Linked DNA regions of Homo sapiens: region 1 is linked to region 2. Evidence: chromatin loops called from intact Hi-C (ENCODE). Cell type or tissue: heart left ventricle. All regions are shown on one strand. Links, peaks and the distances in the headings refer to the core of each region. The heading gives the core; the rest is flanking DNA. Region 1 overlaps CACNA2D2 (calcium voltage-gated channel auxiliary subunit alpha2delta 2). Region 2 overlaps CACNA2D2 (calcium voltage-gated channel auxiliary subunit alpha2delta 2).

The links. A loop is a pair of places that touch in the nucleus more often than their neighbours do. Peaks named below come from ENCODE experiments on the same cell type or tissue, not always from the same donor. Only the 100,000 strongest peaks of a DNase experiment are listed, where the experiment ranks them.
Region 1: it touches region 2 in a loop (1.8-fold over the local background); 2 of 110 quality-filtered maps call a loop at or near these places.

The regions. Positions count from the first base shown.
Region 1 is chr3:50,384,760-50,400,000 of GRCh38, reverse strand. CACNA2D2 (calcium voltage-gated channel auxiliary subunit alpha2delta 2) reads left to right here. Exons shown (of 38, transcript NM_006030.4): 4 at 5,833-5,892; 5 at 12,389-12,433. Among named protein-coding and RNA genes, the nearest start is that of TMEM115, 33 kb to the right of the region's middle. RefSeq lists enhancers at 4,057-4,611, 4,612-5,167, 5,168-5,723, 10,425-11,029, 11,030-11,634 and 1 more. In heart left ventricle, for the core only: a CTCF peak has its summit at 11,432; DNase peaks (open chromatin) are centred at 7,710 and 9,050; H3K27ac peaks cover 381 bases.
Region 2 is chr3:50,486,457-50,501,697 of GRCh38, reverse strand. All of the region lies in intron 1 of CACNA2D2 (calcium voltage-gated channel auxiliary subunit alpha2delta 2), which reads left to right. Among named protein-coding and RNA genes, the nearest start is that of CACNA2D2, 9.6 kb to the left of the region's middle. RefSeq lists enhancers at 4,971-5,918, 7,793-8,448, 13,044-13,544. In heart left ventricle, for the core only: no CTCF peak of the experiment used is centred there; no DNase peak of the experiment used is centred there.

The DNA.
Region 1 (15,241 bases), core at 4,393-12,392, 110 kb after region 2:
AGTGCTGGGCTAGGCAGGGGCTGCTGGGCATCCTGGTACTTGTCCCCTCCCGTGGCCTGGATCCAGTGATACCAAGGCTTGTGGGGGCAACTCGGAGGGACAGCTGGGAGGCCAGTTACTGATCCTCTCTCCTAGGAGAAGGGCAAAGGGACCACTCTAAGGGGTGGCAGGAGGGACCTGAGTCCAACCAGCCAGGCCCCACCTGGCCAGGGATGGTCCTTTCCTGGAACAGTCACTGTCCAATACTGCTGGGCTTTACCACCAGGCGAACCTGGGTTTGATGCCCCCTCTTCCTACCTAGGGGTCTGGGGCAGCTACACTAATGCTTTGAGCCTCAATCCCCTCGGCTGTGAAAGGAGGGGAGCAGGAGAATCTACTTCTCGTGAGTCTTGCTGGGGAGGCAGCAGTGAAGCCCTCACCCAGGGTAGGCACTGGACCACACCTGGTGATATCCTGTCATTGCTACCTTCCTTGCAGCCCTCGGCAACATTCTCAGGGCATACTACCCCCAGCCTCCACCCCAGAGCCCACGCTCCATCACAGCTTCTGCCTGGCTCAGCCCTCAGTGCCCTAGATCTCAACATCCTGCACCCCATGGGTTCAGAGCCTTTTCTTCTAAGCCTCTCATGTCCTCTGGGAAGTGGGAGTAAACATAACTAATTAAGACCAAAGAACTCTTCCAGCCTTTCCCTCTGGGCTGTGCAGAAAAAGTCCTGTTTGATGGGCAGTTGCTCCTCAGACCCTTCTGGGCCACCAGCACTGGGCAGGGAGGGACTCCCAGGTGAGGGCTGGTGAGGAGAGGAGGCCAAGGAGAAGTGTGGAGCACCTAGCCTGGGGGTGGGGAGGAGCAGGCCATCTAAGAAGGTGGGGGCACCCAAGAGCCCCAGCCCCCCATCACCCAAGGCCCTCCCCTCCTGGCATGCAGGGGGCCTTCCTATCCCAGGTGTTGGCCTCTGAGGGGTGCCCATCCTGGCCCCAGGTCCCTGATCTCAGGTTCTTGCCTGCCTCAGCTCCCACTGCAATTGAAAGCTGTTTAACATAGTGAGATTTGCAGGTATCTGTGCAGGGCTGCTCCCAGGGGAGTATTGTCCCCAGCCCAGTGCACGACGAGTCCTCCTCTTTCTTGCATTTTCCTGTAAGAATGGTTCCCAGAGCTGAGGGAAATTGATTGTTAAGTGAAACTCTCTGATAATTGCCTCTGAAATGCCTGCTGTTATCATGATGGACTTGGGTGTGAGCATCCCCACTCAGCAGTCCCACTGAGGTTCCCTCCAATACCCTGGCCATGATGGGGACGTCACGGGCCAGGCAAGGCACCATCAGTGACTTCATAGCCGCATCGCCATGGGCAGCCCTTACCCCCCAGGATGTGCTGAAGAAAATAGACTCTGAGAGGTTAAACCACACACCCAGGATCACACAACTGGCTGGGCAGAGCCAGGCCAGACTCAAGCCCAGGCCTCTACACAGGTCCAGAGACACCCAGTTTTCATTTAGCAGACATTCACTGTGCATCTACTGTATGCCCAGGGCCAGGTTACCATAAACTTGACAGCCACAAGACACTTACCCACCAAACCCAGTGCTCAAGGGGAAAGCAGACATGGAAGAGGGTTCGCTGAGTGTCAGGGTCAGGAAGTGGATGTGGCTAGAGGAGTCTGGGCAGGAGTGGCCTGGGAGGGAGCAGCATGTGCAGGGCCTGGTAGCAGGGCGACCAGAGACTGCAGGCACCTCCAGGAGCAGAGCCCAGAGCCCAAGCAAGGAACCACTCCCAGGGGGACAGGCACTTGGGGTCAGGGCTAGGAATGGAGTGCATCTCCCCAAGACAGGCAGGCACTCCAGAGACAGGCACCCTGTCCCTGCCCTGCGTGGTATCCCAATAGGTTCTTCCCTCGCCTCTGGGCCTCAGTTTCTTGCCCCTTCCAGCCTGTCCCCAAACCATCAAGAGGACCAGGGAGAGGTAGAAGGGAAGTGCTAGGAGGGATGAACCTCCAGGGGTGGGGCAGGGTGGGCACGGTCTCCCTGCCAGCCCTCAGCAGGCCTGACTATTGTCAGCTCTATGGGGACAGGAGCCCAAGGTCTGGGTGCTCAGCCTGGGCCAGGTAGGTGGGGCTAAGCTTGGAGATCCCTGCCTCAGGACATGTCCTCCTTGGCGGAGGGGAGTAAAGCCCACCTTGTCCAGAGGGCTGGTTAAAGGCAAAAGGAAGTTTCCAGGGGAGGTAACACAGTCTGATAGGGCTAACCAGGCAGAAAGAGCAGATAGCAGCAGGGCCCAGAGCTGGGCAAGAGCCAGTGAGAGAAACCTCACGGGACTGGCTGCCTATGTGCAGCTGCTGAGGGTTGGAGGAAGGGGGCTGCCAAGAGCCTAGCCACCCTGAGTGGGTGCAGTTACTATGTCCAGTTTATAGGCAGGATGTTGAGGACCAGAGTGGTGAAGACCCTGCTCCAAGAAAGTCAAGCTTTGAACCCAGGCCAGGACTCGGGGGCTTCAAGGTCCAGGCTCTGATCTCTGCTCAGGGCCCCTCATGCACACCAGTGGTGGTCCCAGTCCTCTCATCCTCAGGCCTGATGGGACCTTGTGGCCGAAGCCTGCCCACTCCACTGCACCCCACCAGCTGCCTTAGCCCTTCCTCCCCCACCACCGGGCCTGCCTGTTTAACAGTTTCCACACGTCCAGTGCCCAGGGATGGACTGATTGATCTGTAACACTGAAAAAATAATAATGGCTTGATCGTTACTGAGGATTAAAAGTAATCCTTTTGCTGTGGCTATTACGACTCCGTTATTCACGAGTCAGTGGGCTGACCCAGCCTTTGAGCCCATGGGATTCCATGAGCTCAAGGTGGCTAGGAGCTGGGGCCTCCCTCCCTGGGTCTCCCTTGCCCTGTCTGCTAGGCTCTGGAGCCAGAGGGGCCTGTAGCCCCCATGTTTTGGGGCCTGAAGGTTTCAGGGTCAGAGCTGAGCCCTAAGAGGGTGAAGGAGCTGGAACCCCCCAGCCAGGAGTAGAGGCAGGGGCAGGAGTTCCTCAGGGTCATGGCCCAGCCTGGAGACTCCCACTAGTGTCAGTGTGGCGTCTGCAGCCCCATCGACCCTGTGGCTTTTCTGCGGCAAGAGACCGCCTCTGCTTCCTCCACTCTGCCCCAGTCTCAACCCTGGGGAAGGACAGGGGCCTCAACAGAGCCCCACTCTGAGGAAGATTTGGCATCCCTGGGAAGGTAGTAGGTCACCAGGTAAGGAAGGAGGGGCACAGTGATGACAAAGGCTTGACTCACACACTGCCTCGTCAGGCTTTACACAGCCTCCGGGCCAAGTTACTGAGCTCGGCACCTGCTGTACTGCAGGTGCTCGCCTAACACTGGTGACAAGCATTGCGAACCGTACAAGTCACACAGTAATGCCCTCTACACAAGGTCACTGCAGGCTTATGAATTGGGGGCCTCATCCATCCCTGGGTTTGGGGTCGGCGTGGGCAGGCATTTGTGGTTTAGGTCAAGAGGAGGCTCCAGGATGGAAAAGGAAGAAGAGGAGTCAGGTGGGCCCTACAGGACCTGGAGAAGGTTGTGCCTTTTACATGCAGAGAAGTGGTAACCACTGAAGGGTTTTGGGACAGGGGACGGTGTCATGACCAGATCTACATTTGGAGAAAAGGCTCCAGGTGTTGTGTGGAGAATAGGTGATGAGGATGAGAGGATGCAGGTTCCGGGCAGGACAGAGCCTGAGCTGGGGGTGCACAGGAGGTGGTGTGAGGGATGCTGGGGTGGAATGGAGGAGGCAGAGGGGCCAGGGTGGGTGGCCTGCCTCAGAGGGGCACTCTGAGCTCAGGTGGGTCTGAGGGTCACTCCAGGGAAGTGTCCAGGAGCTCAGGAGGGCCAGGATTGGAGGCAAGACATGGGAGGCATCACGGAGTAGAGAGGCCTGGGGCCCCCAAAACCCTAGGAGTGTGAGGCTGGGCTGGGGAGAGAGGAGGGTGTGGGTCCCAGCCAAGCAGGCCTTGCAGTTAAGGGTGGCAGGGGACAGAGGACTGAGCCTACAAAGGAGAGGGAAGCAGAGGCCAGGAGGGCCCAGCTCTGTGGGGTGAGAGGGTTTGACCCCAAGAGACACTTTCTCCCCCTGCTCCCGGGACCCCAGCCTCATAGCCTCCCCCACCACTCAGTGTTCTTGGCCTGAGGAGGGGTAGCCAGCCCAATGGGGCTGGAGATGGCCCTGGACAGCCCCTCTAACTATGGGGTTGTGACACTCTGCCCCAGGAGAGCAGAGGCCACAGCTCCATAGGAGGCCCCACCTTCCTCCCTGCCCTGCTAGTCCATGCTTCAGAGGAGGAAATGCCGGCCTCCATGACCTGACTTCCACTTCCCCTAATGGGCAGCTGACAGGCTTTAGTAGGACGTCCCCTCTGGGGCCCACATGCCATATCAGGCCTGGACTCAAGGATGGGGGTGAGGTGTCCTGAATACCAAGAGGCGGGACCTTCTGAGTAGGGCTGTAAGCCCGGAGGTGGGACGTGCCTGCCCCACTGTGGGACAGGGTGGGGTGGGGGTGAGAGACCAGAGCCACCCACCTCACTGAGCATGGTGGGCCCAACAGAGGCTGGTCCTTGGATCTTGGTCATGGGCTGAGCAAGACAAATGCATTGGTGAGGGCTGGGCTCCGGGGCCCAGCCTGAGCCGGACTCACCATGTGACCTTGGGCAGGCTGCTGGCCGTCTCTGTGCCTGGCCGTCCTCATCTGAGGAGGGCCACAATGGCTCCATGCCAGGCACACTGTGAATGGTACAAGGTGCACAGCACATGAGTCACTGGCCAGGGGAGGGTTCAGTGTGCAGTAGGTGGCCAGTTGATAGTGATGGTTGTCATTATGATTGACAGGACATCACTGCTCTCAGCTCTGCAGAAGGCCCCCGAGGCCAGACTCAGTTCCATCCTTGGGAGCCCCAAGGTTTCCTGTAGAGAAGGGATCCTTAGAAAGTACCAAATAAGAACATCTGGGTGACCCGGACTTAGGCCCAGAGGGTGGCCGGGCCCCAGCGTCTTCTCCAGCAAGCCTTCCCTGAGGTCCCGAGCCCCCACAGCACTGCGCTTCCTGTCCCTCAACCTCTCCTGCCATGGTGGTTCTGCGAGGTTGTGCCTGTGAGCTGCAAGAGGCAGGACCAGGCCTGCCACACCTCCACCAGTCAGCACAGTCTGGCACCCAGCGTGCCCAGTGGCAGATGTGGGATGGACAGACACACAGCTATGCCCTGAGGGACATTCTGCTCTCAGGCACAGGGGCTTTGTTGGAAGAGGCCACTGGAACCAGCCCCAAAGAACAGGACAGGCTCTTGTGGACAGAGGGCTTGGGAGCCCTGTGGGAAGGGGCTCAGGAAGTCTGGGAGAGGGCCCATGGGCCTGGATGGACAGGGTGGGCTGTGGGCCCCTCCTGTGGAGCTCTGGATAGCTGTCAGAAGGGCAGGGCAAGGTGAAGCACTTTGTAACTTGCAGCTCAGCCTTAGCTCCAGAGGAGCTTCCTCTTGGCACTGGGGTGACACAAGTGTGTCGGGGGTAGAGAGTGACACTAGGGCTTGGCCTAGTACAGGGAGTCCCATGGAGATGCCCCTGGGGTCACTGCACAGGCTTCACCTTTCCTGCATGGACCCAGCTGTGGTCAAGGAGGTGCCCACACAGCAAGCTGGGGAGTGTCTGGGGCAGAGAATCTCTGAGGGTCTCGTAGGATGAGGGGAAGGGAGTCACCAGTCCAGCCTGGCCCCAGGGAGTGCTGGGGATGGAGAGGCTTTGGGGTGGGCATAGGGCAGGCTGCCTTCCTCCGCTTCTGACCTCCCTGTGCTCTGTCCCTCAGAGACTGGCTGATGCTGCAGAGAACTTCCAGAAAGCACACCGCTGGCAGGACAACATCAAGGTAGGAACCCCAGCACCCTGCCCAGCACTTAGGGCATGCCCATCCATGCGTGGATTTGAATGCTGGGGGGTGGGAGCTGCCCAGACACATGAGGGACACAGAGGGGTCTGTGGAGTAGAGCCAGAAGCCGGTGTCCAACATTCAGCAATTACTCCAGGCGCCTCTCACTGCTGGGCACACAGTGAGATATGAGCCCACATTCACTCCAGAGGAGCTGTGGAGTCACCCGTGAGTGGGAAGGCTGCTTGAAAGTAGTGTTCCCTGTGTTCCCCAGATAAGGTGTTCAGATTCTTGGAGAGCCCCCGGGTCAGAGGCCTTTGGACTTCAGGACTTGTCAGAGGCTTTAATACAGTGACCTGCAAGAGATGCTGGGAAATGGGGACCAAATGCCCTTCCCTGACTTCCCTTCCCTGACTTCCCTGAACAGCAACCTGTCCACCCTGGAGGCCCTCAGGCTGGGCTCAGGGGACTGGGCTGCCATGGTCACAGAAGCCTCTCCTTCCACCTCAGAAGGAGCTCAGGCTCGCTCCTTGGAGCAGAGGTGCAAGAAGCTGAGCGCAGAGGATCTAGTGTGTGAGGGAGGGAAGGGGAGCCTCACCCATCCCAGCCTAGGCCTGAGTTGCCCTCACCAATTCCTTGCTGTGTTTGATTTTGCCTGGGGCTGGATACCGGCCCTCGGGCCAGCATCAGACGGAGGCAGGGCTCCTCCTGGATTCAAGGAAGCCCCAGTGCCAAGGATGATGGAACCCTTGAGAACCAGACTAGTTGGCAGGGCTCCTGTGTCCTCCACAGCTGCTGGGGTGTCTGGGCCATGCCTCCTAGTACTCTTGTGCTAAACACAGGGAGGAGCAGGGTGGGGGTGGCAGACCTGACTCACTCCAGCTCTGGGCCAGGCACATCTGCTCTAGGAAGCAGTGGGGTTATTGTCCCTATTTGACAAGAAAACAGAAGCACAGAGTGGATAGACCTACCCGAGGTTACCTGTTGGTGGCAGAGATTCACAGCTGGCTGTCGGGTGTCAGGGGCTCATGCCTATGCTCCAAGCCCTAAATCTGTTCCTCCTCCCCAGTCCCCATCCCCCAGGCCATGCTGAGGCTGCCTCACCTTGCCCACACCATGGCACTCTTCCTTTACCCCTGGCAGGTGCTGGGTGCTGCCCTCAGGGAGTTCACATGAGATTGGAAATGAAAGATTATTTTCTAAGGTGAACAAATGAATGAGCTAGTTACTCCCCAAACCAGTCCCCCTTCCCCAGGAGACAGGACTGACCCTTCTCTCCCTCTCTCCTACTCCAGTGCTACTTGCTCACAGTCCCTGTGGGACCCAGGCAAGGGCTTCAGTTTCCCCATTTGGCAAAGGACTGACTGGTGCCAGTGCTGCCTGTGAGCTCAGCTATGGGGTGTGAAGGAATCACTGCACACATCAGGCTATGTGGGTGCCAAGCCGCTGATGGCATGGGTGCATATCTGGCCACACCAGCCCTTGGGCCCTGAGTACTTCTGTCCTGAGATGAGGCAGTAAAGGGCTCTGGCTGCTCCCCTCCCCCTGGCTTGACCTGAGGTGCCCCCAGCTGTGGGTGTGACCACAGGCAGCCCTGACCACAGGGCCACCTGGGCCCGGCCTTGTTCATCTGCCTCCCTGCCACATCCCACCGGGTGCCTGCCGGCCTGTCCCACTGGTGTCCCAGGTAGGGTGGGTGGGGCTGTAGTCACCTCCCTCCTTCCCAGCTGCTGGGTCACTGTTCTTCCCAGGAAGCACTGCTGCTACCACAGCTGCCAGGCTGAAAGGCATCAATGCTAATGGTGTATCCAAGAGCCCAACACCAGCCAGCTATGCTCGGGCTGCCAGGGATTGCTGGCAGCAGTGGCTGCAGGAGGGACTGTCCATGCCAGGGGAGGGTGCAGGGACTTGAGGCTGGGAAGGGATGCTGTTTTGTCCCTTGCAGGCACACCACCCACCCCTGAAACCACATCCTTCCAATGACCTTCAGGAGATGACAGACAAGGAGCCATGTTCCCTCCCAGAACTCAGGAGAGGCACCTGGCCTGTGCCACAATTCTAGCCTCAAACTCAGGCCCTCTTCCTAGGAATGCCCTTATCCACCCCTCCTTCAGTGCAAAGCCTCTCTCTCCAGATGTCTGCCCAGGACTCCCTTTTCTAGCCCCAACCCTAAGATCGGCCCCCACAGCCCACAGCAGTGACAGCGTGACCAGCAGCAGTCTTCTTACCTCTGAGATGGGGAGGATGGCGCCCAGCTGTTCTGGCCACAGAGGAGATGCTTGGCCCATGTGGCCAGACTGGAATCCACTGCACCATCAGCCGGGTGTGGCCCTCCCTGTATTGACAGCACACAGCAGGTCCAGATGCAAACCTCTGAGGAACAGACAATGGTATCAATGGTATAACCCACATCCACATGCCCACAACTCCACTGACCTCAGCCTGGGGGGTTGGGGATCCTGGAGTCTGCAGGGTCAGAGCTGGGACAAGAGATCAAGAGGGCAATGCCTGGATGTAAAGCTCCTATCCCCCTTCCTCGTCCCTGGCCAACCCAGACCCTTGGACACCAGGGAAACGATGGCCCTGATTAGCAGGCAGTGCCTCCCATGCCCCCACAGGTGGGCAGCAGGTGCCCTGGTGCCCATAACACTTAGGATAGATGAAGAGGGGCCACCTGCCGGACCACACTTGGTGCCAGCACCACACTATGCCAACACTGTGTGCCACCAAAACCACCACCAGGGAGGAGCTGGGCCAGGGCGTGGGAAGGGGAGGGGGGAGTGGCCATTGGCCCCAGGGCCTCAGTGCCAACACCAGGGCCTACAGGAAACAAAGCCATGAGCTGGGAGTGGAATGGAAGAGACAGCCCTCCCCTGGGAAGTGTAAGGGAAGGACACAGCCCTGCCCTGGGGAATGTGATGGTGGGAGTGGATGGAGCTCTGCCTAGGGACTAGAGGGAGGGCTGTGAGGGGGCTGGGCCAGGCTAGAAGAGCCAGCTGGACAGGACAGGTGGCCTTCCTGACCTGAGGGTCTGACCCAGCCATAGGGCCCCTGCCTGCCTCTGCCAAGCCAGCGACAGACGGCTCTCTCAGAAAACAGTCCTCTTGGCCAGGCTGAGCTGGCACTAGGCCAGGGCAGGAAGGCCAAGCGTCCTCACTGGTGCAGCGGGTGGCTGGCCTAGGCCTGCACAGGCAGCTGGTGGGCAGGCGGCAGTCATGTCTGGCCAGGCCTTGGCAGCCACCTTCCAAGCACTGAACTTGGATGGCAACTGTCCTTCCCCCGCTCACCCCGTGCTCATTTCCTCAGCTTGTTCCCTGAGACCCACCCTCCTCACACCTCTCTTGGGCTTGGCTCCTGCTAAGGAGAATGTATGTCACCAACACAAGGGTCACGTGGACCCTCCTGCCCCGCCCCTCGCCTGTTATCTGTGTGCCCAAGTCCACATGGGAGGGCATGTGTGTGAGCTCAGAGTGGGTGACTCCCCCAACTCCTACCCAGTTGGGCAAAATGGCCCCTAAAATATCAGATAACACAGGGTATGTCAGGGGAGTGGTCCCCAGACATTAAGGACACCCGTTTCACTCCACCCGGGACTCTTCCACACTCAGCCTCTCCTCTGGGCTGTGGAGTTGCAAAGACAGAAGGTGGCCACTCATGGGCAGAGTTGGCCCTACCCCTGGGGAGGCCCAGCTCCCTGTTCTCTTCATACCCTCAGAGGAGGCCTCCTCATCCTGATATTACGAGTGGGGAAGTAGAGACCCAGAGATGAAGCCTCATGGAGGCTGCATGATTTAACTGGGCAGCCTTGCCTCCTCGCGGGTGACCCCTGGAATTCCTCAGCAGGCCACTGGGACAAGCCAGTAGGCTGGGTCCTTTTTGGCTCAGCCTCAGTCTTCACTCACTGCCCAGGATTCCAGAGCTCACGTGTCCAGGTCAGAATTTGAGGCCAGGACTCTTTGCTGAGGTCCTGCACTCAGTCACTAGAGAATACTGCCTCCTTGTTGCTCAACCCAGGAGGTGGTCACTGCTGATAGACATTCAGGTACTGTGTTGGCCCAAGCAGACAGAGGCCTTCTCAGGGACCCTCCCACCCTGACCCTGACAGCCCCCTCCCGCCACACCCCCAGCTCCACACCACATCATGCATAGCAGTCACAGCTGTATTTATGATATATTTTCACATGTATGACCTTGTGTGCCACCATCCATGTACTTCTTACCAAGGAAGGGGCATGGTCTCGCCCTCCTAGAGGCAGGAGAGGCCGGGAGCGGTCATTCCCACATGCATCAAGCCCTGGGGGGCAGGGAGACCATACAGAATCCTGAGCCTCATCTGTCATCTGCAGGGGACTAAGAATCCTCCTGGGTGACATGTCCCCCCATGTCCCTGACGCCACCAATATCTGATGTTCCACTAAGACTGTGAAACAGCAGAACAAATAGAGAAGCAGAGCCCCTGGAGCAGCTGGAGAGGTGGCCCCAGTGAACGCTGAGGTGCCTAGTGTTGACCCAGGTGCAGGCAGGACCCAGCCACAGCCTGTGAGGGGAGCCTAGGGCTCCTGAGGGCTGCAAGTGACCAGCCCCCACCTGTGTCCTTTCCCATGCTTGTGGAAGGTTTGCCTAAAAAGTGGGTGAGTGAGGCCCCAGGTTGTAATCTGCAGTCCTCCCACCGCACCCGCCCGCTTTCATTACGGAGGGAAAGAGCATCAGAGCTGTGTTTATAACCCCCTTTTAGATAACAAATCACATTTTCTTTTCACAGCAAGTGTGTTGAATTGATATTTTTTCCCCCTCAGTTTAATAGGTTTGTGTGTTCAGGAATGATCTTCGTCAACTGAAACTCCTTATTGTGTTTGATGTAATGTCAGCTTTCATTATGCGCTTCGGTCGGAGCCGGGCGCAGGGAAAGGCCGAGCACCCTGCAGCTTGGGCCCGGCCTCCGCCCCCGCCCCAGGCCCACCGGGGCTGCAGCCTTCTTGCACTGGTGGGTGGGTGGTGGGTGTGGGCAAGGTTGACAACAGGCTGGAAGGGCAGGTTGGAGCCAGGGTGCGAAGGCTTTCTTCTCCCTGCTCTCGAAACGTCTGACCGATGGGGTCATAAGGCTGCTGTAAGAAAGCGCCAGACACGGCAGGCGCCCTGGGATGCTGGAACTCTCGGGCTGCCTTTGGCCTTACATTCCTCAGGAAGTTGTGGTCTTACCCATGCGTGGTGCCAGGCATGCAGTCAGTGTTGCAGAATGCTGGGACTAAGCCTGCACATTTGGCCAGTGGCCTGCAGCCCCTAGACCCCTGGTGAGAGACAGACTAGGACTGTTCACTGAAACAGTCCCAGGTACTGACGGAGCCCGTGGGCAGTCACCACAGCCAGGCCCCTTTCCAGAGTCCTGCCTGGGGGAGCCTGGGGCTCAGAGAGGGAGTGGTCTAGCCCTGGGGTCACACACTGAGTGAGCCCCAGCTGGGCCTTGGGAAGCGGGTGTCCGGGCGACATCTGCGCTGGTGGTGTGAGTGCTGGCTCTGCCTGCCACTTCACAGCCAGCCCCTGGGTGGCAGACTTGGTCACCACTCCCATCTGCAGACCTCAAAGAAACAAGCCCTGAGTGAGTGAGGGGCCACTGGGGCCACGCTGCAGGTTTTTGCCGTACAGAACAGGGCTGAGGAGCACCTGGAGAGGGTGACTTGGACAGCAGCTCTGTCCTGAGTCGTGGCCCTGAAGCCCATGGGGGCAGAGTGTGGCAGACCCTCCTGAGCCAATGGCACTTGGCTGACACCGGGCTCACCTTCTGGCGGCCTCTGTCAGCCGCGCTCGGTTCTGATTAAAGATCATTACACATGAAATTAGCCCGTTTGTGTTACGGGTCCCCGGGGCGGCCGGTGATTATGACGCACAGATGGCCAAGAACCCAGGCGACTGGCAAGCAGACATGGGCCAGGGACAGGCGGGGCAGACGCAGGCGGGTGAGGGCTGGGAGGCAGGCGCCAGGGCTGGGCTTTGTTTTCTCCCACTCCTGTTGTGGAAACCCCCTCGCATTTCACAACAAATCACAGATAATTAATAAGTACATGCCCGTAATGAGCAGGCTTTTTAATAGAAGAAATTGGAAGATGCGGCGTCGAGTCATTATTTCCCTCCTGCCCAAACTCGGCTCTGTTCTCCGTCTTCCTCACTCCCTGGTGCTGCCTCAGCCAGCCTCTCTGCAGACAGAACCTAGAAGGCTGCAGCCCAGGACACTTGGCCCCTGAGTTAGGAAGGCCCAGGGAATTCTCAGTCGAGGGGTACTGCATGCTCCTGGAGCCTGTGCAGGGCCCCTGAAGATAGGCCTGGCTGCATTCTCAGCCCTGACCTATCCGGCCCTTCCAGGAGGGGGGCTCTGGGTGGGGGAAAGGGACAGTCTCTGCCCCAGAGGAATCTAAGGGTGCCATGCAGGCCTTGGGGCTAGGAGTCCTGTCTGTCTCGGGACCCTGAGCAGCTAGTGCTGAGGCCTCTCTCCCCTCACCAGGAGGAAGACATCGTGTACTATGACGCCAAGGCTGACGCTGAGCTGGTGAGCACCCCCTCCTGAGCCACACCTCCTTGCTGGGCCTTGGTGGCCTTGGCTGTAAAATGGATGTTAGGACTCAGCGCCACACATTCTGAGCTCAACCCTGCAGAGCCGTGGTGACACAGGCCCCACCTTCCACCTCCCACAACTCCCTAGAAGTCCGGACCCCTCCAGGGCTGCATCTCTGTGCACTAGTGGGCTGAGCTTGACTGCAGTGTGAGGCAGGTGGTGAGGCGCTTGGCCCTTCCCGCACGGGGCAGTTTAGGTCCCAGATGGAGAGAGCCTCTCTAAGTGCAGTGAGAGGAGGGAGACAGGGAGCAGCTGGGAAGGCTTCCTGGAGGTGGGCAGGTGTGAGCAGGATGCAGGAACGTCCAGGTGCATTTCCAGGTCAGGCCAGCTCCCTTCCCTGTGCTGAGCACCCCACAGCCTGGCCCATCATCAGACCCTAACCCTGAGCTCACCTAGGGTCACCCACCTCAGAAGTGGTGGCACTGGGACTGACCAGAGAGCCCAAAGCCACACCACCCTTCTGCCTCCATGTCACTCACTGGCTCAAGTCCGCCCGGGCTGCCCTCTGAGGTAGTGAGGTCCCCATCACCAGAAGACTCGTGTGAAAGCTGTATGACTATTTGCAGGGGAGGTGGCTGTAGAGAAGACGAGTGTCTGAGGGTGTAGGGCACTTGGAGTAGACGGTGTTTGCTGAGCTTGTCAAGGCCCAAGACCCTCTGCCTGACTTTAAGGCAAAAGTAGTTGGACCCAACAGTCCCCTCTGTAAACAGAGGTGTCACAGCAGCACAGTGTCTAGACTGCTGGCTGATTCAGAGGACCCAAGATTCAGTCTTCCTCTCTTAGGCCTGCGGGCTTGGTGGGTTTCCTGGGGCAAGTGAGAGGTACCCAATGACACCAGGAGGTGAGAAGGCTGGAAAGGATCCCTGTGCAGGATCCACAGTGCCAGGCTGGCCTGGGAGAGCCGCAGGAGGGCACAGGGCCCGAGACGGAGCGGGGTGGGCTCAAGCAGGTGTGCTTCCCCTTGGCTGAGCTCCGTGGCTCCCAGAGAAGTTGCTAAAATTAAAGCTGGAATCTGAAATTCAAATGAAGAGCGAACCTTTAATTAGACCCTGAATCTAATTCCTTACCCCCCTCAGCAGCGGGCTGTAATTTTAGCAATCAGTGCATTAAATATAAACCAGGAGACTGCAGTTGCCCACCATACAAAGCCCCTGGGCTGGGGGTTGGCACTGAGGGGCTCCTTGGACAGCCTGGTGCCCAACCCCTACTAGGATGCTCTGAACCTACCTCCAGCAGCCTCAACTGTATCCAGGGCCCCAACCCCTCACTCTAAATCATTGACTCCTTGCCCGTAGCCCCTTGGACTTCTGTTGGGGGGCTAGAGATTGCCCGAAAAGAGAGCTTTTCACTCTGGGGCCTGGCTAGACTAGGGTCAGCTAGGCCAAACGCCTGGTATAAATGACAGCACGCACACATTTTCCAACTCCCCTGCTTGTTGTGTTGTTTTGTTTTTTTAATCTTTGCCAGAGGTACAGTTAGATATCTTTCTAGACCATTTACTTTTAAATTACCAGCCAGAAGGTGGGGGTGGGGGAAAGAAAAGGAAGGAAGAAGTTCGCCAGCTGATAGCTTATCAGAACAGAATCCAAATGTCACATTAGTTGAGAAAGTTGGGAGATTAAATTTTCTAGTGCCCTTCATCTGCCGCTGACATTTCGGGGGCTTTCTTCTCCCGCGCCTCCCCCTCCTCTGAGCGGAACGTGAGTGGCGCACGCCTCACAGTCGGCCGCTTCCACTCTGGCCTCCATGCTCCGAGGCTGCCTGCCCTGGCTCTACCCAGCACCCGAGGGCTTCTAGGGTGTGCCAGGGGTGGGCAGATGGGTGGCACACTGCGGAAGGGCAGTGGGAGGACAGCAGACAGCTTGGATTCTGCTGTACAAAATCCACCTTCAAAGAGATGAAAAGAGTGTCTGCCACAGGCCCTTCAGAGCCGTACCCCTGTGGTGTGGAGAGCGCATCTGGCTGGGTGGAGAGGCACGGTCACCCTTTCCCCAGACAAGACACAGCTTGGTCAAATGCCTAGAGGCAGAAACACAGGGGAGGGGCATGCCCAGGTCATAGTGGGCAGCGGGGGTCAGCCCACGTGGACCCATGGGGGAGAATGAATGAGCTAAGCCTGGGCTGAGGGTGGTCACAGAGGCTTTGAGGGGCAGTGAGGGAGCGTATGGGGTGTTCAGCTGCTTATGATCTCTCCTATCAGCCTAGGAAGCCCCCGAGCTTTGCTCTCCACCCTTAGCCTCCTTCTTTCCCTTGCCTCCCCAGTCTGGCTTTTTCCTCTTCACCTTCACTCTCTACCACCATCTTCCCTCCCCTCCCCCTTGCACACCTGCACCCAAGCCTGCCCCCCTCCCATCGGCTGCAGCATCAACACTAGTCACAGACCCACTCCTGCCAGCCTGTGATGGTGGGCGGGGGCGCACGGTGCATGCCCAGCCTGCCCGGCCGTGAGATGCCATAATTGGCACCTGTCAGGCTGCTGTGGCTCATTTTAGAAAATCAACAGGGGCCCTTTCAGTCCTACTGCTACCAGGCACCGCAGACCCTCCCTCTGGAGGTCAGCAGATCTGAATGGTAGCCCCCAGCCCAGCTCTCCCAGGTTAGCCTCCCCAGCTCAGACCCTAGAGCCATCCGGCTGCAGGGGATAGTGCCCTGCCTTAGATGGGGCTAGGGCCCTCTCCCTGGTCCCAGAGGAACTCCATGAAGGGGCTGGGCAGGACCCAGTGATGGCTGTGGGGGCCCTGA
Region 2 (15,241 bases), core at 837-8,836:
GCCGTTTCATAGCTCCTTGAGTGAAGGTTTAAGTGGATGTCTCTTTCCACCTCTCCCGACCTCACTCCCTTTCCCTGCAACGTGCAGTTGGTCAGATGGCTTCTGGGCCTGCACGAGTCTCCTCTAGAAGGCCGATGTGAGAACCTGACCAGAGTAGGCACCTATCCCTCTGTCCCCAGCCAGAAGATGGCGAGGCGGGTGTGACGGCAGCGACACACTTCCAGCTGGACGCTGTTGTCGATATAGTTGGAGCTAATTTGGGGGTTTGGGACATGTCTTGCAAACTGTAATTAGAGAATGAGGGTGGGGGTGGGGTGGGGGCTGTGCCGCTCTGAGGGTCCAGGGGGAGGTGACTAATGGTACAACAACACAGAGGGTTTGCTGTGACAGCCAGTGCCCTTCAGCTGCCCTGGTCCCGCAGACGAGGATGCACATTGATCCTTGGAGGGAGGAAGGGGCCCACACATGACCATGGCCAGTGGAATTGGTGCTTTTGTTGAACTGGTAAGAAAGGTTTAGGCTGTTGTTCGGGCCAGAAGGTTCTGTGGGGCTGCTCAGGGATGGGTGACCTCCCAGAACCTTCTGCTGGGTCAGTGTGGCCAGGCTGGGATGACACTTTGATACAGGTGGATTTCCAAGGAGGAGAGTGGAACCCAGCTTCATGGCACTGGAGTGACAACCCCTCAGTGGGGAAGGCCCCTGATGAGCAAGTCATTTTCTCATTAGTGTCTGCCAGTGCACAGGGGCCCAGCTTCACAAGCTGCTGGATTTTAAGCAAGTGTGGGTTTGGGGTCTGCTAGCTATGATTTCTGCAATCGCTCTGGCAGCATGGCTCTCTGCCCACCAGGCAAAATGGACCAAGGCTGCTGCTGGATTGAGAAGGGCAGAGGGGTTACTGCTGAAGGGAGGACAGGGCTTCAGGGTTTTTTTTTGGGCGGGGGGTGGGGGGGTTGGGCTGTCTCACCTTACCTGGACCTGGATCAGAGTTTCAAACAAGGAGGAGGCTACATGTTTGCACACATGTATGCACATGTATGTGCACTTGTCCGGCTGGGTGTGGGGGACCTGAGTCCGAGCACACCTTTCACCTGCCTCCTTTTTCCAGTTATGCCCTCCCCAGCATCAGGCCACCACCGCCGGCTGAGGGGCAGCCCTCACTGCTTTGCCTCCCCTTGTGTCTTTCCCTCCCTCTTCCCCTGTCCCCCTTCTTCAGGTCTTTCATCGAGCTGTACCTATCCTTCCCTGCCCGCCTCTTTTGTCCTCTCTGCTGGGCCTCTGTGCCCTGTTCTCCAGTGCCCCCAGGTTTCTCTGTCCCCTCCTCTGTGGAGTCCTGGCTGAGTGCTGGGTGGAGCACCCGGCTGAGCTGGCCCACCTGACTGCACCCTCTTAGCCCAGCTCTGCTCCAGCGATGGTGTTGGCCAGCGTCTCCCTTCCTCTGAGGGTGGGCAGAAGCAGTGAGGGGCCTGAGGGGTTTGGACCACCAGCAGATTAATGACAACCAGAGTACGTGCTCCTCTCCTGAGTGGACACATGGGGAGCAGTGCCTACAACAGGGCATGCGTCAGTGTAGCTACGGTTAATGGTGGGTGACGTGTGTCTGTCTGGGCCTTCCAGCCCCTGTCTCCATCTCCCTGTGGCTCTCCCTGTTGGAGGGAGGCAGCATCACTCATCTGGGTCCCCCATCTTCCCAAAAACCTGCCTCAGCTTTTGCAGGAGGGAGGGATGAGGCTTCCCAGCCGCTGCTGCTGTCACCGAGATGCAGAGCTGCCAGGTGCTCACAGCCCTCCTGGTGTGGAGGACTTTGGGGGGACCCTTGGCTGCTGTTCCCCTGGACTCCATCTTTATCAGGCACCTCCTTTTGGTCAGCTGTGCCAGGTTAACCCCTGAGAAAGGAGGAAACTCATTTTAGGATGAGTCCCCTCGTAGTCTGCAGGTGAATCTCACTCCAGATTCTTTGTCACACTCATGTCCCCATGGAGAGACTGACTCCAGAGTAAAGCTGGCCTCTAAGTGGACTTCTGCAGAAAGTATCCCCTTCTCCTCCTGCCTGTGTGCAGGTGGGCACTGCCAGCTCCTGGCATCTCAGATGTGTATGGGTGGACACTGCCAGCTCCTGGGAGGATGTAGTTTGGGGACATGCTGGGTGTCAGGTGTAGACTTTGCAGGCTCCATTGGGATGACCTTGCCTTAGTTTCCACAATTGAAATGATAGAATCTGCTTAAGAGGCTGGTGGTGAGAATTAACGGGAGAGGATGCCGCCTCTAGTGGGCAGGGAGGGCTCCGTCAGGTGCCATGGCTGCCACTGTTAACATTAGCATTAAGCCCAGATGTTGCAGCCGGGCGGTAGCCAGTCTTACTGCGAGACCCACCAGTCTCCAGGGCTCCCACGGGCTAGGTGGCCGCCTGTCTCTCTACTTTGCTCATGCTGCCCTGCCATGACTGTGCTCTTTTCTCAGGTTTAGATCCCCTCCTTCAAGGTCTCACACCCGAACCTTCCAGAGGCCTTCCCATCCCAGCTCTGGGCTGTGCCACTCTCTCAGGCTGTGCCCACCCACATCAGATTCTACCTCCTTGAGGAAGACATTGGGCCACCTCCCTCCCTCACTCCCTGCAACACAGCTTGACTGTGGTGGGGGACGTCTCCAGGCTAATGGTGATCTCCCTTACTGAGCCCAGGCCAGACCCCTCACCCACATTAGTGCCTTGACCTCAGAGCCCGTGGTCATGTCCATCCTCCAGATGGGGAGACTGACCTCAGAAAAATGAAGGGACCTGCTTAAAGCCCACAACCATGAGAGGCAGGGCAGGGGAAAGGATAGATCTGTCAGACACTTGGCTGCCCAGCCAGAGGGCTGGGGACATCTGGGCAGTGGGCCCAGGAAGTGGAGGGGGGCTTGAAGCCTGAATCTCTGGGAAGAAAATGAAGAGGCCTAGGATATGAGAGCTGGGCCTGGGACTTCCAGCTGTAACTTTGCCCTGTCTGTCTCTCTTTCCTCCTCTGGGTCTCAGGCAACCCTGAGGGGCCTTCCTTGGCATGAAGCTGCCTTGCCAGCCCCAGTGCTTATAGCCCCAGTGCTGACCTCCATCTACCTCCCACGTATACACAGGCCATCATGGAGCACCCCCAGCCCAGAGCTTTCCTTCCCCCAGCTTTGAGTTATGGGCCAGGCCTGCTCTGTGTGGAGGGGTGGAGGAGAGGAGGGGCTTCATCTGGAGATGAGATGCCATTTCCTTCTCCAGATTCCAGTCTGATTCCGGAGAGAAAGGTCATGGAGGTGGGGGTGGGGCTGGGGGTTGTTCATGGAAACCTGAGGCTGGCTCCTTTAGTCCCTTGGCAGTTTTGCCAGGTCTGAGGGGACTTCACAGGGCTAGGATCTTATAGATGCTGGGGGAGCCTCATGCCATCCGGATGGGTGGGACTTGGGGGGTTTGGGAACCAGCGTTCAAGGGCTTGTTGCTAGGGAACTCTCCAAGGGGCAGCTGGAGGTTTGGGAGTCAAGGCAGGTGGGCTGAGCTCTGTCTGGCAGGGCGATGTTGCCTGTAAGATAGGAGTGGTCTTTCTCTCTCTTCCCCCTTCCAGCCACCTACCCCACTCCCGTGCGGAGATTTGCCTCCAGACCTGGTGCCTTGTGTCTTTAAGTGACTGGGCTGTGGGCCTCAGGCCTGGGGAGGACATGCTGGGGAGGACATGAGGGGCTTTCCCATTGCTGGCTACAGCCCTCCAGCCAACTGGGAAGATTCTCTTCATGTCAGGTTTTTTTTTCTTTTCTTCTTCTTCTGGTGCCTACTGTCTAAACAAGAAGCTACAGAATCAATATTCGTATTCCCCAAGGGAAGTGTGTGTGTGGTTTTTGCTTTTTTTTGCTTCCCTTCTTCTCTTGTCCTGTGGAACCTGAAGAGCTTCCAGAGCTGCCTGTGGCTAAGGGCAGAAGGGGGGCCAGTGCAGGTGACCACAGAGATTGAGATGGCCCTGCTGGCTTGCAGGTCCCCACAGGGGTCTCTTGGGGCCTCCCTAAAGGAGTCAAGATTCTGTCATTCAAATCTACATAAGGTCAGGACCTAAGGGGCAGACTCAGCCAAGCCCTGCCCTGCCACTGTGAGACTCAGGCTGTTGGCTTGGTGTCCCCGGTCCTGGTCCCGCTCCTCTCACCTGGGCCCTCACAGTGCTTTTCCTTCTGCATCTGGTCTGGACCTGCTGGGTCCCCAGCCATCACTGTTACCCGTGACTGAGCCTGGTGAGGGGAGAGCCTCACAAACCAGGAGACTGTCTAGCTGGGATTAGGTGGGGAGAATATTCACAAAGGAGTTCTGAAAGCCCCCATCTTAGGTGAGGAGGCCTCTGTCAAGGGCAAGCCCAGCCTAATCTTCTCAGTTGGGTAGCTTGCTTGGTGACCTTGGACAAAACCCCTCCTCCCCCTGGGCCTCAGTTTCCTTTCTTCCAGGATCCTTCCAACTCTGACATTCCAATGCCCTAAGAAGACAGATCTGGGGTCTTCCTGCTCCTCTCCACGCCCTGCTTTAGCTGTGGCCGCTGGGCCTTGTCTCTTCCAGTGTGAGGGTGCCTGGACCTCCCGTCCTCCTTTGGCCATACCTTGGGTGTCTCATGGCTGCTTTTCAGATTGACCCCCTTTGAGTTCTGATCAGCCTAATTGTTTAGCAGAGGGGGAGGGGCATGGGAAGCCTTTCCTGCTGATCAGTATCCATCTTTCCCACCTTGGAAATGATCCTCATTCAACAAAGGGGAAGAGGTGGGTGAAAAGGCTGAGAAGTCACTCCTTCTGCCTGTCTTTTCCCTGCCCCTCTTAGACCCTGGGCCCCTTTCTTCCCCTTTGATGCCTGCCTTCCCTGATGGCTAGTTCTTTCTGAACAAGCCCCCTCTTCGTGTGCACTGAGACTCTGCCACACCTCTCAACAGCTGTGTGACCTTGGGAACTTCCACAGCCTCTCAGGGTCTTGGAGCCTCATCTGTAAAACAGGGCTTCCGTGGCTGTACTGCCACATAGGGTTGGGGTGTGATAGACTGTGAGGGATGGGCCTGGCCCCAGGGAGTCTGTGATAAGGGCATGTGGATCCCGACTGGATCTAGGGGGTATTTGCAGTCTAGCTGGGCCTGCACTCCAAGTGCCAGCCACTATCCCCTCATCCATAGCACCCAGCACCCATCCAGGCCCTACAGGCACTTGGGACCCACTTGTGGTTTGTGAGTCTTTCCTCTTGTGTTTGGCTCTTGCCTTTGCCTGTGTGCACATGTCAGCTTGTATGTGGGCGTGTCTACACCTGTGTGTTCATGTATGTGTGCATGTGTCAGACGTGTTCACATCTAAGCATGCTTGTGCGTATACCCACTTGTGTGCGTGTGTTTGTACTCACACATGGATGCATGTGTGTAGATGTGTGTGCATGGGCATTCTCGTGTGTAGGCAGCAGTAGGTGTGTGCGTGTATGTGCATATGAAGTCAAATGCGGGCATGTGCTTGGGAGCCTATGTAGTGCAAGCACACGTGTGGTTTATCTCTGCAGCCAGAATGGGCTCCTAGTGCCCACCTTCACCACCTGCCTTTGAGGTTAATGCCAGGGCTCGGCTGGGCAAACACTGGCAGTGGGAAATAAAGCATCCTGATTGTTAGGGCCAGTGTTTTGCAAACTTTTATGTTAGAAACAGCCTGAGTTAAAGCTGAGCTGGAAAGTTTGATCTTCTACCAACTGGCGTGATGACAGTCTGCAAAGGAAACAGAGGCTGCGTCCTTGTAATTCAAATTTTTGCAAATTGAATGGTATTTACATTCAGTGGAGGACTTGGGACTCAGAGGAGCTCCGTGAGTCCTTTGTGAAGTGAAGCATCTTTGCAAACAGCCCTTCCCCGCGTGGAAAATCTGGAGGGTGGGCGTGGAGCCTGGGCTCAGGCAGAGTGGGAAGCTCTTGCTGTGTGACCTTGGGCTGGCACTTTTCCCTTTCAGAGTGGGTGCTTCTCATTTGCACACTGAAGGGCAGGAGACTGGCAGCCCTTGAGTATCTGCTGTGGGTTTGGGTCCTCCCCGCAGCAAGACACTGTGGGCACGATTTGGGCTGTAAAAACTTTGGCTTGATGATCCCTTGATGATCTGGAGGGATGATTCCTCCACATGTTCTCCATCTGGAGCATCTCCAGCGAAGACACTTCCTTCAAGGATGGATTTTTGTCTACTGAGTCTTCATAAATAAGGCTGTCCAGTGATGCCCTGTGATGGGCCCTGGCCCCAGTAGCTGTGTGGACCCAGTTCTCGTGGGTTCTGTTGTCTGAGAGTTTTGCTTTCCTGGCATTTTCAGGACGCGCCTGTGTGTTGTCAGTGCTGCGATGGCCCAGGGCCCTTGGGATTTTGGGAAGTGGCTGTGAGGGGCTCAGGAGCCTACAGGCCAGGAGGGGTTCCTGTGGGGGCAGGGAGCCTGGGTGCAACCGTCTCCTTGGGCATTATGGGCTTTGCATGCGTCCCTGACTTGGAAAGGACATGCCACAGCCACAGAAATCCCTGAGGTCCTGATACCACCATCATATAGACACGGAAACTGAGGCCCAAGATGGGGGAAGGGAACCTTCAAGCCCCACATATCTGTGGCTGCACATACTCTGTGGGCAGGGCCCAGCCCTCATCCCTAATGCTCAGTACAGACTGCGGGGAGGGCGACTCCCTATGCAGCCTTCCTCGCACTGATGTACAGCTGTTTCTCTTAAATAAAAATATCCAGCCGGGTGCAGTGGCTGACGCCTGTACTCCCAGCACTTTAGGAGGCCGAGGTGGGAGGATCACTTGAGCCCAGGAGTTGAAGATCAGCCTGGGCAACATGGCAAAACCCCATCTCTACAAAAAAATACAAAAATTAGCCAGGTGTAGTAGTGTACACCTGTGGTCTCAGCTACTCAGGAGGTTGAGGTGGGAGGATGGCTTGAGCCCAGGAAGTTGAGGCTATAGGGAGCTGTGATGGTGCCATTGGACTCCAGCCTGGACACAGAGTGAGAGCCTGTCATTTATAAATAAATAAATAATAAATAAATAAAATCTATGGCATGGGTCGGGGGGCAAGTTGAGGTCTGCTTTGGCAAACTCGAAGGGCAAGATGTCTATGTGGTGTGAGGCCCCAACTCCTTGGGTTTCTGTGGGGCAAACTCTGATGTCCCTGTGCTGTTTCAGAGACATAAAAGCTTTCTGGGTCCCCTTGGGAAGGACAACTTTGTCACCAGGCAGTGTGGGCTTGGAGGGGCTGGCGTATTCCTGAGATGGTAGAGGCCCATGCTCTGCCTCGAGTTTCCAGCCTGACGTGGCATTTCAGTCTTGATCACTTCCTTCCACAGCCCGTGTTCTCCTCCTGCTGGCCCCGCCTAAAACGCTGCATTTGAAGCCTTAAAGGTCAGGTCTGGTGCTGCCACCAGTTCCAGCAAACAAACAACTAAACAACCCACCCCCGCCCTGCCCCCACTTCAGTTATGAGAAAAGAGAAGGAGCTGGCAGAGCAGGCCTCTGTGCTAAGGGCCCTTGCAAATGGGCATTTCTCCTTTCTCTCTGTGAGCTGAGTCCGTGGTGGGTGTGTTAGGGCCCTGGGAGTCTTTGTATCTCTCCTTGGACCCCCCGCCAGGCTTGCTGGAGTGTCTCCCTTTTGGGCTAGCTGGGACCTTGCACCCCAGAAACCTGCCATGGGCAGAGCCCCACTTCCCTGGCTAGCCCCTGAGGCCTTGCCTGGGCTGACTCCAGCCTCCGGCCCTGGGACTATCTGGGACACTTGAAGGTCCTGGGAAGAGCTCTGGCCTCCGCACCTCTGGCTTTCGCTCACTGCTCACCGTGTCCCTCTCCAGGCTGCTGGCTTCGCCCAGGGCCCTGGGGCAGGAGCCTTCCTGACCAACACCCTCCTCCGGCTCCCTGCCCTTTGTGAGTCCCTCCTCCAGACCCGTGCCCCGCCTCCAGCTCTGTGCCGGGTCATGGGGCCCTTGAGGAGTAGGCATTGAGCTGACTGCGACCCCCTCAAGATCTGAGTCTGAGGAGCGCATTTGGCTGCCAACAAGAGGCTGCTTCTGTGCTTATCATGTGTGGTGGGTTTTCCTCATGGTGGGCCCTTTATCCCCTGACAGGGAGCCAACAGGTGTGTGATGCGGCTGCTGGCAAAGACCAAGTGGTCACCTGTGCTCAGCCTGGTGGCCTCGCTTTTGGTGTAACTGTCTGTCCTTGGCCAACTTACTGCATGGCAACAAGATGGCTGCCACAGCTCCAGGCATCATCTGCAGACCCAGGTACTAGGCATGGAAGAGATGTCTCCTCTGGGTTTCTCTTAAGAGGGGAGGAAACCTTGCCCAGAAGCCCCCAGCCGACTTCCTCTCACATCTCATTGGCTGGCACTGAGTCACATGCCCACTCTGAACCAATCACTGGCAATCTAAACAGTACACTGTGATTGGTTCCGGCTAATCAGGATTTACCCTTGAGCCGAGGATGGGGTCACCTTGGGCTGGAGGTGGAGATTCTGCAGAAGGCAGGGAGTGATGGAGGATGGGGAAGCAGTGTCGGCTGCAGGGTCAGAGGAGAGGCTTGAGGGTGGGAGTTGGGGCCAAGGAAGAAGCAGGAGATAAGGGGATGGGTGACCATGCCAAGGAAGTGTTTGTAAAGGAAGTAGTTGTTTTAACCACATCAGTCACTACAAGCTGGGCCCCCGGTGGTATATTTCACACATGTTAGGTCAGTCCATTTTTATCCTACTTTCATAGATGAGAAAAATTGAGGCTTAGCCAGGCTAAATGATAAAATCACACAGATGGCAAGTGGCAGGGGCAGGATTCCCCCTAGTGCTCGGGTCCAAGCACTCAGCCCTGTCCCACACATCCCTCCTGCATCTCACCTCCTCCAGGCAACCCCTAGCCACAGGACCTTCAGGGTGTCCCTACACTCCCATGATGTTCTGCCATGCATCTCCCTCTGCAGAGGCTGCCCTACTGACCAGGCTGACGTCCTTGGAGGGTTTATTTCTCACTCGGCCTGTGGCGCCTCCAGGTTCCTTGGAACCACCCAAGGACCAGAAGTAGGAGATTTTTGGCTCCCAATCCCCCTCCCAGTAGAACAGCCCCACCCTTACTTGTGTCATGGATGTGGGTCAGTGAGAACTGTGGGACCAGTTGGTCCCGTTTAACTCCCGTGTGGTACAGATGGGGAAACCGAGGCCTGGAGAGGGACACTTCCTTCGGCCTCTCAGCACTTGAGGCATAGACTAGACCCAAACCTGGGGTTTGGGGGAGCAGCCACTGCCCTCAAGTTGCCGTGCTGTGCCAGTGAGGTTTGGTCAGTCAGAGGCCTGAAGGAGGCCATTCAGGCCACGTCCTGTCTCAGGCAGGGCCTAGGCAGACTATTTAGGACAACAGCAAGTTGCGGGTTCAGATGACGTCTGAAGATAGTGCTGGCATGAGTGGGCTAAGAGGATGGCCAGAGGGGCATGTCCTGCTGCTGTGAAACAGCGCAGCTGACCTGGCCTTAGAGGGCCACAGCCACGGACGTAACGCATAGACATGGCCGTGGGGAAGGCCCAGACTTGGCTGGGTGCTGCCTGTGAGACTTCATTCTCATCTTGCGGGGAGGGTGACTTCAGGGTGGGGTGTACTTGCCTATAGTGGGGGTATACTTTTGCCTACTCACTGCAGAGGACTGGGTGTCATTGGTCAGCACCCAATGGTGAATATGATGAGATCCATGCTCCACTGTGGCCAGGAACCTAGCCCTTCCCATTACTCTCTGGCTCTGTTCCCTGCACCAATCCTGGGTCTGGGCTGGACAGTGTCCAGGAGCCAGTCAGCCAAGGGCAGAGGTCTTGGGGTAAGCCCTGGGCTTTGTCCTGCTTCTGGATTGGGTACCCCTCTGGCCAGTGTTCCCCACCTGTCACATGAGGAAAGAGGGATCTCTGGGGCTGTCCAAGGGTCAGGGAAAGGAAGAAGCTGGCCTCTACAGGCCACGGCTGTGAGTCCCCCGACTGATAGTCCTCCCCTGATCCGGGTCTCTTTCTGGGGCTTTCTCCCAGTCACATGCTGGAACTGGTGGTGCTGTCGCCTGTTCTCACAGAGTAGTCAGGCAGGGCAGTCTGAACTCACTCTCAATTCTCCCACCTCTCCATCCTTCACTCTCCTTTTTCCGCCCCACTCCATGCCCACCTCACCCCCTGGGCTGTGCCTAGCAGTACGTGGGCAGAGCAACTTGAGGGGAGGGAGGCAGCATGTTTAATTGTTTAAGCCACACCTTGGCTGGCGCAGGCCACAGAAGCCCTAGGGGCTTGTACAGTAGGGTCTGTGGGCCTCCCCTTGGCCCTTCCTCTTCCAGTCTCCTCCTAACCCGCCTTAGCCTCACTGTGATAGTCTGGGCAAGCCTCCTGCCGTCCTCCTCCGAGCCTCAGTGTCCTCACTGTTCTCAGCACCCTCCATAGAAAGGGATCCTTCTGCAGCTGACAGTGGTGCTCCCCCTGCCACCTCATCTGCATAACTGTCATCTCTGTTCTGTCCTTTCCTGTAACCGGTGCTTGTGGAGACCTCAGCAAGGAGGCTGCTTCTGATGGGCACGGGGAGGGGCACAGAGTGGGATCTCTGCCCTCAGAACTGAGTGCCCAACAGAACAGAAGCCATCTCATTCCATGGGGGCTTAACAAGCACCTGCAAGCACTCAGCATGGAGGAAGCTGGGGAGAGGTTGGATGGGCTGCCGAGGGCCCTGCCAACCCCAGGCAGGACCCACCTGTTGTCCCACTGACCTCTGCCTGTCCTTCGGTGCTTGGCTTGGAGTCACTGTCCCCTGAAACCTTCGCTGACCTCCTTGTCTGGGTCAGAGGCCTCCTAGCCTGCTTCAAGCCCCTGTCCTCCCTATTCTTGTCCTGAAATAGACCTTGCTGCCTGGCTGCTCAGGGACTATGTGGCTGGGAGGGGTGGGGGCAGTGGCTGGTTGCCCTTGGCTGGAGCTCCCAGCTAGCATACACCAAGTACTCAATCCATATGTGCTGAACAGGGAGCCCATGGTCTGTGCAGGTGTCCACAGAGCCAAGCTCGTCATGACTGTGGAAAATGGAGCAGCCTCTTACACAGCAGCCTGGGACAGAGCCTGGCTTTGCTGGAGCCAGAGGGCATAGGCCACTCCCACATATCTTCCTGTGGCTTTTGCAAGGAGTTTTCCCAGCCCAGGGGCTGCCACCAAGGGCTGCTCTGGGGAGGGAAGTAAAGGGGGTGTCCAGAGACCCACTGACCTGTATTATTTAATGGGGTGGGAGGCAGGGTCCAGGCATTAGCATGTTTTCTAGAGCCCCCTCTTCCCCCTAAGTTGAGCCAAGGTACAGAACTGTGGCCTTAGGGGATAGGAAGATAAACACAGGATCCTCACCCTCTGCCCAGCAAGGGGGCACTGAGGCTCCCAGGGTTGGGGGATGGTGTATATTGGTTCTGAGCAATGTCCTAACCATGGTATCTATGGGAGCCAGCTGAACCCAAATGCCTGTGCATGCAGCCAGTTGCCAAAATCTGCAGCTTGTCCCAGGGAGATCACCTGGCTTCCCAGCCGTCTGCCCCGCTCCTTCCAAACCGCTCCTCTGCATAGACATTTGCCCATGCCCCATCTGCCCTGCCGCCCACTCCACAGCCTGCCCATCTTTCAGGACCTGCTTCCTGACCATCCCTTCCCCACCTGAATCCACTCCCACACCTTAGCTGTGTGTTGCCCTGAGTGGGCTCTGGGGTCTCCAAGGGCCAACTGGGTCCCTGCTCTTGGGACACTCAGTCCATGGGGGAGATAAACAGTGAAGAAGACATGGGAGTGAGGCCAAATAAATAACACCATGCATGGTTGGTGCTCCAAGCAGCATCCAAGGGGCCATGAGACATCCTGCTCCAGGCCCCCAGGCTCCCCTGCCATTCCCATGGCCCTGGGCCTCCCCAGTCAGGGTGTGGAGGTCCTGGGGAGATCACCTGGACACATCTTTCTCCATGGATAAGCCATTGATGGGGGGACGAGGTAAGGGGCAGGAGTTGAGTAGGGGAGAGGCTTGCCTTGCATATAGATCCAGCCCCAGCCCCAGCCCCAGCCCCAGCCCCAGCCCCAGTTTTGGAGGCTCCCGGCAGCCCCACCGCTGTCTTTCTGATGCGCTTCCGGGGCTGCTGCTCCCCTGGGCAGTGCCTCCTAGCACTTACCATGCCTTGGGCTGCCCAGACCTCATGACTATGGCCCTGCCTGTCTGGCGCCCCATAGCCCCATCTTCCCTGGCACAGAACAGCTGGGGAGGGGGTTGTGGGGAACAATCCCAAAGGCCATTAAGCCTAGTGATTTACACGGTTCCTGAGCCAGCGCGGGGGGAAGTATGTTTCACAGGTGATTTCCAGACTGGTGGCATATGGAGGAGGCCATTACTCTACAATGAAGAAGGATGGGGACTTCATGGGGCCATCTAGAAGGCCCTGGAGCTGTGGGCCCTGATGCATATGCCTGCTGTGTGGTAGAAAGCCTGGTTCTGGGGATTATAAAGGGAACCCCATATGTGACCTTGTTTGTGCCCCAGTTACCTCATCTTTATGATGGGATCACATTTCCTATGTTTCATAGTTGTAAGGATGGAACATCCAGTCATTCAGCCAGCATTTTTTGAGCACCTTCTGCCTGTCAGGTGCTGTTCTCAGGAGATGATGTTCTAGTGACAATATCTGTGTCAGAAAACACCAGGAAGGACGTGCGCGGTGGCTCATGCCTATAATCCCAGCACTTTGGGAGGCTGAGGTGGGCGGATCACAAGGTCAGGAGATCGAGACCATCCTGGCAAACAGGGTGAAACCCCATCTCTACTAAAAATACAAAAAAATTAGCCAGGTGTGGTGGTGGGCGCCCGTAGTCCCAGGTACTCGGGAGGCTGAGGAAGGAGAATGGCATGAACCCGAGGGGCGGAGCTTGCAGTGAGCAGAGATCACATCACTGCACTCCAGCCTGGGCAACAGAGCGAGACTCTGTCTCAAAAACAAAAACAAACAAAAAAAAAACACCAGGAAAATGGCGAAAGCTTTGCACTTGTGGGCACTTCTTGCTAGGGGGGTGGTAGAGGGGCTGCAGCAGGCGGGAGCTCCCATGGAGCTGGGGGAAGAGGTGTGGGGGGTGGGGTGGGTAATAACAATATCCCCAGCCTCTAATGTTTGTTGTGCTGAGCCTCAGTACTCTCTGCTGCCCTCACCCTGGGGTCAAGATTGCAAGATACAAAGTACAGGGCAGTGTCAGGATGCCGGGGGGAAGAGGCTCTGCACCCGGGCCCAGTTGTGATGGGTACTGGTTTGTTTCTGTGGAGTGAATGAATGAATGAATGAATGAAATCAGCTCCTGAGAGACTGAGCTCCCACTTAAAGAGGCCCAGCTTCCCTGGGCACAGCCGTCTCACTGCCCTTCCATCCAGTGTGTGGAGGTGCTCCCATGTACTTGAGGGTAGGAATTCTGCAGGCCTCGGTGTGGGAGCAGCCTGCCTTGGTGCCCACGGTCGGTCTGTGGGTGCTCACGGGGCATCACTGTGTGTGGAGCCCACTGCTGGGCCTTGCATATGTTGTGCCCTCCATTTGGATTGCCCTCCTGCTCTGTGGTGCCACCTTCACCTGGCCAGTCCCTAGGCCAGGTCAGGCCCCTTCCCATGCATCCCATGCATCCCATGCATCCTGTCCCCAAGGCTTGCTGGACTCTTCTTCTCATCAGGCCCCAATCCGGATCAGGTATCAGCTTCCTCTGCTTGGATTCCAAGCTCCCAAGGACAGGCCTGCATCTGCCCTGCTTGCTGCCAAATCCCTCCCAGGTGCCCATAGTAGGTACATGGTTACTATCGGAATGAATGAATGAGTGAGTGAGTGACTAGGTGGGGAGTGAGCGAGCTAGTTGGGAATTTACAGAAAGTTGGAAGCACCTGCAAAGCATTTTGCCAGTAATTTGACCTGCTGGTTCAGCCACCTGCCTCTCCTTAAGCCAATCATGAGGCTCACCAGGCAAGGTGGCTTCTCTCGGATTGGGGAGGCTAGAAAGGTGGGGTAGCTGGGGCTGCACTAGAAGCCCCTTGCTTGTGCAGCTGTGGATCCCTCACAGCCTGCAGAGGGGATTTGCTTTGCTAAAGGAGTCACCACAGAGCACCCGAGAGTAACAGGTTCATGGCGTGTCAAGGCAGGTTGAACACTCACATTCCATTTACATACAGCTTGGCGCACTCTAAGGGTCCAGGCACTAGCAAGAAGCAGATCCCAGAGGAAGTGGGCATTCTCCCCATACCTGGCTCAGGCTCCCTGGTGGGGGCATTGGAGGGAGCTGGGGCTCTGCCCTGCTGGCCAACGTTCCTACTGCAGGATAGCCCTGATAGGGTATAAGGAAGGACTTCCCCATTGCACTCAGCTTTGGCTTGCTTGTGGAGGCAGTGAGTTCCTGAGGTAGCCCCCTTCTCAAAGTTGGAAAAGGCTGTATACGAGGGGCGGCTCTTACCTGCAACCTACTTCCTATTTGGCCATTGGAGTCCCCCTTGAGGTTAAGGAGGCCTGACAGCCTAGGGGACAGGGCCATGGCTGAGTTGACTGGGTTCAGATTGTGGTTCAGCAGTGTGGTCTCGGGCAAGTTGCACCATTTCCACAGGCCTCAGAGTGCTCATCCGTGAAGTGGGCATGAACTGGCCTGCGCCTGGCCGAGGTACCATCGCTGCAGTGGAAATCACATGGAGTGCCCAGCACGCAGGCCCTCCGCGTCAGCATTGCCTTTCCCTGGTGCTTGGCTGCCTGCTGAAATGGGGGCCCCTTTCCCAGCCCTGTCCTCCAGCCTGTCTTCTACTGCAGAGTGAGGTGGTCAGGGCAGGCCAGTCTGGTAGGCGGAAGATGTTCTGGTAAATTTATCTCCAAGTGTTTCCAGAACTCTTTTTGGCCAGGCTCCAGGCTAAGCTCTGTAGGAAGCTTGATGATGGGACTAGGCTGCAGCCCCAGCCTAAGATGAGGCTTGGTAAAGTGTGGTGAGAACTGTGGCTTTGAGAAGAGGGTAGGGGAAACCTAGGAAAGCTTCCTGGCAGAGGTGACTTGGCCAGGTAGAGGAAGGACAAGCCCAGAGAACAAAGCTGGCCCTGATGGGTTGAGTTCTGTCTTCGCTTGGCCTCTCCTCTGTACATGGATGTCCTCGGGGGGCCTGTGAGCTTCCACAGAGGATTTTGCTCTGAGGGGGACCTTGAGGGGGTCTCTGTCTTCTTCAAGGCAGGAGGCCATGTTGAGGACTCA